Regions from separate parts of the Homo sapiens genome. Here all the other regions are linked to region 1. Evidence: chromatin loops called from intact Hi-C (ENCODE). Cell type or tissue: HCT116. All regions are shown on one strand.

Evidence for each region. Hi-C counts contacts between places; a loop is a spot of excess contacts. Peaks named below come from ENCODE experiments on the same cell type or tissue, not always from the same donor. Only the 100,000 strongest peaks of a DNase experiment are listed, where the experiment ranks them.
Region 2: a loop joins it to region 1, with 8 times the contacts of the local background. A loop is called at or near these places in 18 of 110 quality-filtered maps.
Region 3: a loop joins it to region 1, with 6 times the contacts of the local background. A loop is called at or near these places in 92 of 110 quality-filtered maps.

The regions. Positions count from the first base shown.
Region 1 is chr1:46,441,310-46,443,809 of GRCh38, reverse strand. It overlaps the pseudogene FAAHP1. Among named protein-coding and RNA genes, the nearest start is that of LINC01398, 7.1 kb to the left of the region's middle. RefSeq lists enhancers at 693-932, 1,453-1,582. In HCT116, a CTCF peak has its summit at 1,039 (motif pointing left); a DNase peak (open chromatin) is centred at 1,309; H3K4me3 peaks cover 1,285 bases; H3K27ac peaks cover 1,125 bases.
Region 2 is chr1:46,546,971-46,549,470 of GRCh38, reverse strand. It overlaps KNCN (kinocilin), which reads left to right. Exons shown (of 4, transcript NM_001322255.2): 3 at 204-278; 4 at 1,662-2,500. The coding sequence ends at 1,741. All of the region lies in intron 3 of MKNK1-AS1 (MKNK1 antisense RNA 1), which reads right to left. Among named protein-coding and RNA genes, the nearest start is that of KNCN, 3.4 kb to the left of the region's middle. RefSeq lists enhancers at 1,138-1,638, 1,639-2,139. In HCT116, a CTCF peak has its summit at 1,288 (motif pointing right); a DNase peak (open chromatin) is centred at 1,270; H3K4me3 peaks cover 362 bases.
Region 3 is chr1:46,527,068-46,529,567 of GRCh38, reverse strand. No RefSeq gene overlaps it. Among named protein-coding and RNA genes, the nearest start is that of TMEM275, 7.2 kb to the left of the region's middle. In HCT116, a CTCF peak has its summit at 1,362 (motif pointing right); a DNase peak (open chromatin) is centred at 1,387.

The DNA.
Region 1 (2,500 bases):
GTGGTGCATGCCTGTAGTCCCAGCTACTTGGGAGGCTGAGAGGCAGGAGGATGGCTCAAACTCAGGATGTGGAGGTTGCAGTGAGCTGAGATTGCACCACTGCACATCAGCCTGGGCAAAAGAGTGAGATTCCATCTCAAAAAAAAAAAAAAAAATTAGCCGGGCGTGGTGGCAGGTGCCTGTAATCCCAGCTACTTGGGAGGCTGAGGCAGGAGAATCACTTGAACCCAGGAGGCAGAGGTTGCAGTGAGCCGAGATCGTGCCACTGCACTCCAGCCTGGGCGATAGAGCAAGACTCTGTCTCAAAAAAGAAGGAGAAGGAGAAGGAAAAGGAGGAAGAAGGAGAAGGAGAAGGAGAAGGAAAAGGAGGAAGAAGGAGAAGGAGAAGGAGGGGGAGAAGGAGGAGGAGGAGGAGGAGGAGGAGGAGAAGAAGAAAAAGAAGAAGGAGGGGGAGAAGGAGGAGGAGGAGGAAGAGGAGGAGGAGAAGGAGGAAGAGGGGGAGGGGGAGGGGGAGGAGGAGGAGGCAGAAGAAATACAAAGAAAACCACTGGTTTTGCAAAGTTTTCTCCCCTGACATGGATGGGGCTGACAAGGAGGTCAAATGATGTGTCCTCAGGGTTGGGGTGAAACTAGCATAAGTGCCAAAGGGTGAACACCAGGAATGACCAGTCCCGCCCTACTCTCTCCACCACTACCGTCAGGGGCCCCAACCCGGAGAGAACCAGCCCTGGTTTGTCCCCGCTCCGGGAGAGGCTCGGAGAAGGAAACTGACCTCTGAGAAATTTTTGTCAGAACTATCTCCGTAGCACCCCTTGTAGAAGGCCAGTTCCTCCTCGTCCTGTAGTGTCACGATAGTGACAGGCACCACGCCCGCGGGAAAGTCCAGGAGGTTGTACAGGGTCACATAAGACTGACTTTCTGCAGGAAGATCCAGATAAGCCCAGGAAATCGTCAGCGCAGACTCAGGTGGGGAAGAATGTGGGTGGGCGCCCCCTCCCGGTCCTTCTGGGAACTTCAGCGCTCTGGGCTCGGACTAGCCAATTTGTGTCAGGGGTCATCTTGACAATGGCCTCATGCTCTCCCCAGGGTGGAGGGAAGGACGGAATCTGCATTGCAGAAGCCTCACTCAGTGCCAGGCACTGTGCTGGCCTCATCACATTGCTGATCCCTTGAATCCTCTCCACTCTGTGAGGTGTGGATTACTATTGACTGTGTACAAGTGAGGAAATCGAGGTGGCAGGATTAGGGGCAGGATTAGCCTTTTCTAAGGCTACACAGCTAGTGGATGGCAGAGGATTCAGCCCACGCCCTCCTGTGTACCGGACTTCAAGATAGTAAGGGTGTACAGCGCCACCTGGAGTTGAAAGGACAGCTCTTCTGCAGCAGCCACATGTGTGCAGGGAGAGTCAGGCGTGGGATGAGCCTTTGGCTGGCCACAGTCGGGGGACCCAGGAGGACATGTTCTTAAGGTCAGGGGAGAGGAGTCCAGGCTCAGGTTTGGAACTGAGTTTTATCCTGCCTTGGGTAGCACCTTTGAGACCAGTACCTGTGCATGGGACCCAGGGATGGCCCAGATATTACCCTGTCCTGAGCCCATGTTTTGGACAGGCTGGGCTGAAGACCCCTTTTGAAGTAGGGCAGCAGAGGGCATGTTAAGAGTAAATGGATGGGCTGGGCACAGTGGCTCACGCCTGTAATGCCAGGACTTTGGGAGGCTGAGGTGGGTGGATCACCTGAGGTTAGGAGTTTGAGACCAGCCTAGCCAACATGGCGCAACCCCGTCTCTACTAAAAATGCAAAGATTAGCTGGACGTGGTGGCACACACCTGTAATTCCAGCTACTTGGGAGGCTGAGGCAGGAGAATTGCTTGAAATCAGGAGGCAGAGGAGGTTGCAGTGAGCTGAGATCATGCCACTGCGCTCCAGCCTGGGTGACAGAGCAAGACTCTGTCTCAAAAAAAAAAAAAAAAAAAAAAAAAAAAAAAAAAAAACAGTAAATGGATGTGCTAGGTGGAAGAAGCCAAACACAAAAGCTTCATACCCTTTGATTCCATTTGTATGAAATTCTAGAAAAGGCAAAACTATGGTGACAGAAAGCAGATCAGTGGTTACTGGGGTTAGGGATAGAGTGAACTGCAGAGACATGAGGGAAATTTGGGGGTGATGGAACATGTATCTGTAAAATCTAAAAATATATTCTGTTCTGTATTTCTGATTATAGTGGTGGTTATACAACAGTATACATTTGTCAAAATTCATCAAATTATACTTAAAATCGGTGAATTTTATTGCATGTAAATTATACTTCCATAAAGTTCATTTTTAAAGTGAATGGAAATTGCTAACAGGTACAAGTTTTCCTTTCAGGGTAACAGAAATGTTCAGACATTAGATAATGGTGGTGGTTGCACGACATTTTGAAATATTAAAAACCACTTAATTGTACACTTTAAAATGGTAAGTTTGTGTTATCTGACTTTTATCTCAATTTAAGAAATAT
Region 2 (2,500 bases), 110 kb before region 1:
CTGCCATTTTCTCCTTCAAGGGCCCAGTTCTTTTTCTCCTGCCCAAATCAGCCCAGATCATGTGAGACCTAAAGGAATGCAGTGGAGCAAAGACAGCATCAGGGATGGAGACTAGATAGCAAGAAGGACTTCCCTTCCCAACCTAGGCTTGATTTGGGGAATGGCTCAGTAATCAGGGGGCTTGGGGTGGTCTCATCCTGCAGGGAGCCTAAGAATCCATCCCCATCCAGGGGCAGACCACGGGGAAGGAAGATCCAGCACCAATGGCAACAAGGAAGGTAAGTTCCAGAAATTCCCGAGTCCATCCTTCTTTTTTCTTTTTTTTTTTTGAGACAGAGTTTTGCTCGTGTTGCCCAGGCTGGAGTGCAATGGCATGATCTCGGCTCACTGCAACCTCCACCTCCCGGTTTCAAGCAATTCTCCTGCCTCAGCCTCCCGAGCAGCTGGGATTACAGACATGTGCCACCACGCCTGGCTAATTTTTGTATTTTTAGTAGAGACGGGGTTTCTCCATGTTGGTCAGGCTGGTCTCGAACTCCCAACCTCAGGTGATCCACCCGCCTCGGCCTCCCAAAGTGCTGGGATTATAGGCGTGAGCCACCGTGCCCAGCCTGAATCCATCTTTCATCTCCCCTCCCTGACTGAGCAGCTCCATGGGGCCCGGGAGCCTTGAGCGGCATGCCGAAGGGGCCTCCCCAGTGCGGGGAGACGGTACTGCTGGCACTTTCCCCAGGTGCACAGTCAGACCCTTGCTGCTCCAAGCTGAACTGATCTCCTCTTGCTTACTCTGAGGGCTTCTGTCTTGCCCAGCGTGGACACTGGAATGAGGGCACCTCCCTGCCCCTTCCCCTCCCTCCCTTTCCCCTCCCCCAGGTCCTATACCTCAGTTTATTTTCCCACTCCCCTCTCCCATCTCTCCCAGGGTCAGAGGAACTCAAAGGGACCCAAGCTGGGGTTCCCAGTGCCCAGGGCAGAGCTGGGATAGAATGGGGAGGGGGGGACATGCCAGGGGACAGTTTCAGCCCAGTTTAAAGAGGCCATGGGTACCAGCTTTGGGTACTAGCTTTAACCACCCCAGTTTAAAGTTCATACCCCAAACTGGGCATCTCCTTGTTCTTCCACCCCACACCTGGAAAGTTCCAGGGCAGGAGTTTCTCAAAGATGGTCCCAGCCCAGTCTCTGCCACCAGGGGTTGGATGCCTAATACTCAGTGAAAGGCCCCATTCCAGACACTGTTCCCAGCCCTGTTCATCTATTATTCGCTCTTTTAAGTCTCACAACAACCACATGAGGGCAGCACTATCATTAGTTTCATTTTACATAAGGGGCAACCGAGGCACAGGGAGATTTAGTGACATGCCCAAGACCACACAGCCAGGAAGTGCGGCAGTCAAAGCTCAAACCAGGCAGTGGGCTCCGGGGTCCCGCCTCTACCCCCGGCCTATGCTGCTGCCCTCTTGAAAGCCATCCTGACTGGAGGTACCTCTTTAAACTGGGCTGAAACTGTCCCCTGGGATGCTCCCCTCTCCCCATTCTATCCCAGCTCTGCCCTGGGGTCAACCAGGCACCCCGGCCTTGGGTCCCTCTGAGTTCCTCTGACCCTGACAACTCCATGGGGACCTGTCTACGGAGGCAGTCCTCGTCCCTGTTCTCTCCCCCAGGAGCCCGCAGCAGCCTGTCCACCGTGAGCAGGACCCTGGAGAAGCTGAAGCCGGGGACCCGGGGGGCTGAGGAATGCTGAGGCAAAGTCTGAGCGGCTGCCCATGCCCTGCCCTCCCATCCTGCCTGCTGCCCCTATGTCAGTGCCCTCCTGGGTTAGGAGACCCGGACCGGAGACAAGCCAGGCCCTGCAGACCCCAGAGCGGCTGGGAACAGTGTCTGGAATGGGGCCTTTTGCACTCGCCCGGCCAAGCCTCTCCAAAATGGATTCCACTGGTGTGGGCTGGGACCTGGAGCAAGGTGTCGCCGGACGCCCCCACAGGGTTCCCATGTTTCAGGCTCCTGCCCTGGCCTTTCTTTCTGGACTGCAGCTCAGCTTTGTTGCCTGTTCAATCTACTGATTTGTTTCTCTGGAATTTGGGGTCCAAGGCCCTGACTATGACCAGGATGCCCCAGTCCCTTGCTCTAACCCGGCTACAGAAGTGAACCACAGGCCCACAAGAACCACAGACAGGGACCCTCCACCCCCACGGTCTAGCCCAGGGGCTCTAGAGCTCACTAGCCCAATAGAGGGGCTAGACAAGATTCTTTTCCAAATATCAAAACTCCTGGCAGTTCCTCAGGGACAGGCTCTGAGCAGCAGTGAATCAGATGGGGGAATTTGGGGGGCTCACAAAGGGACAGGTACAAACAACTTCGCCTGGGGGTCAGAGGAGGCAACTTCTCAGCTGAGCCCAGGCCTGAGACCCTTGGTGTCTTAACTCCACCACTCAAGGCTTTTTGTGATCTGACTTCTCTCTTCCTCCCATCTTCTCACTGCTCCCTGAACAAGCAAAACACA
Region 3 (2,500 bases), 86 kb before region 1:
AGCACTACACAGAAAATTACAATAGGATGTTGTGATAGATAGAGGCACTTGTCGGATGGTTGGGGGTTTTTCTCTGAAGAGGTGGCATTTAAGCTGGGCTCTGAATGGTGAGTCAGCCATGCAAAGGTCTAGAGCAGGAACATTTCAAGCTCAGGAAACAGCCAGTGCCAAGCCCTAAGGTGAGAATGAACTGGCCTCTGTGTGTCAGAACAAGAAAGAAAGGCTGTTGAGACACAGATGGAAGATGAAGCTGGAGAGGCGGGGAGGGGGTATTGCTTAGCTCATGGAGGGCTTAGTAAGCCCGGGTGAGGAGTTGGGATTTGATTCTTGGTGAGATGGGACCCACTGGAGGGTTTTAAGCAGGGAAGTGACATGATCTGATTTATGATGGTAAAGACTGCTCCACCTGCTGTGTGGAAGTAACAGAGTGGCGAGGGGCAAGAGGGAAAGCAAGGCTAGGAGGGGCAGGCTAGGAGGTCACAGCAGTGAGACATATGGGCACTGGGACTAGGGTGGTTGCTTGGAGTAGACAGATTCTGCACCTCTTGGGGGAGTTTTGGGGGCATGAAAGAGAAGAATCCTGAGGAAGTTCTAAAATTTTGGTTTGAGCACCAGGGTGTATGGTGGAGGATCTGGATTTGGGAAAAAAGGGACATCCTGGTAAGGCAAAAGACCTGTTAGCCCAGAGGGACTGTCCCACAGAAACTGGAGCCACAGCTCTGAGTTCTGGAAGAGGAGGCGCTGGGATGGAGACGTAGAAGCTGTCGGCATGTGGGTGGTGGTGAAACTCCAAGGAGACAGGAAGACAGAGAACCCGGAAGATAGAATAGTCTAACTGCAGACTCCAGGGGGAGCAGGGAGCCCATGCTGCTGACTTCTGAATCCCACTCAGCCTTCTGTGATGCCAGGAGCCTTCTGATGAGAACTGTGGACTAGGAGTGGGGGATTAGGGAGAAGTGGAATGTGAGCACGAAGAGGCCAGATTCTGACTTGTTCACAGCTGTACCTTCGGTGCCCACCTGGCACAAGGTAGGTGCTCAATAAGCACCTGTGGACTGAAGGAGGAAGGAAAAGGTGTGGATCTCATCGCACAGCTGAGATTCCAGGTCCCGAGTAATACGGGTTTGTCAAGATGCCTAACTCTGGGCAGGAAGGGAGAAGATTTCATATGTCTGAGAGTTCCCCTAACCAATTGCACAGTTTTCTATTTCTCTGTGGGGAGGTGGGATGGCACGGGAAGGAAGGGTTGACTAGATCAGCGCCAAAGGACCAGCCTGAGGGCCAGGCTCCCCAAAGCAGGAGATGGCCAGATGGAGGGACCAAGCCTGAGGAAATCGGCACTGTTGGGGACTGCCACCAGAGGGCACCCCGGGCACATGGCAGGAGATAGACACCACTCAGCCCAACCAGACTGCACAATTTTGCCTTTTCCTCTTCTGAGGTCCAAGGCCCTAAGAAATGGGGGAAGAGGGGGAGTTAGGTCACTCAGATTTACTAAGTGACTCATCCAACCCTGGAACCTGACCTTATTACAGAGAGAGCCTGGATCCTGGACAGAAACTTAGCCTTTATCAAGGTCACAGATAAGTCCTGAGACTGCTTATAGACTAAACCCTGACCTTGATGTTAGACTGAAACCTCACCCCAGTCCATACTGTGTCCTGACCTTAATCATAGACTGAACTTGACCCTAGTCACACTCTGAGCTCTGACCCTGCCTGTCCATTCATCAAACACTGACCTTGATCCCAGACTGAGCTCTGACCCCAGTCCATAAACTAAACCCTGACAATTACCATATAGTGAACCTGACTTGCATGCAGACTGATCATGGACACACATTAGCCCTTATTCAGGCCATAGACTGAGCCCTGACCCTGGGAACAGATAGCGCTGACCCTGGTCCATACACTGAACTCTCACTCTGATCACTGAGCCTGACCCTGAATCTGGTGCCAACCTGAACTCTGACCCTGATCCATATGCATTGAATCCTGACCCTGGACAACAACTGAGCTTTTATCATGGTCACAAACTGGCCTTGATCCCTAAGACTTGCCTTCCAACACCCCAATGAGTTAAGGACCTTCCAGAAGAGGCTCTTGTGTCAGGCCAAGCTTTAGTCTCAGAAGGAAGTAATTCCTGGAAACACTTTTGTTGGGGAGAGAAGGAATTCTGGGTCTCCAAATGGTCCAGAAACTCCTCGGCCTTGGACCCCTAAGAGGCCAGGCAGAGAAAGGCTGGTTCTAGGTTGCCCAGGACATGAGGGAAGAAGGGCAGCTGGGTACCTTCTCAAGGTATCCCCACAGCCGTGGGGGCGGGGCCTCTTCTGCCTGCCTGTCCATCTGGGGAGCCTCCCGACTGGCAGCCTCTTCATCTGCACTTCGGACTCCCTTCTGCTCCACGGTCTGTGCTCCACCCCTTGCTAGCTTTCCAGGAAAATAAGGAGGGACATTCCATGCAAGGGGTGGAACCAGGCCAGACTGAAGGCCCCATGCCC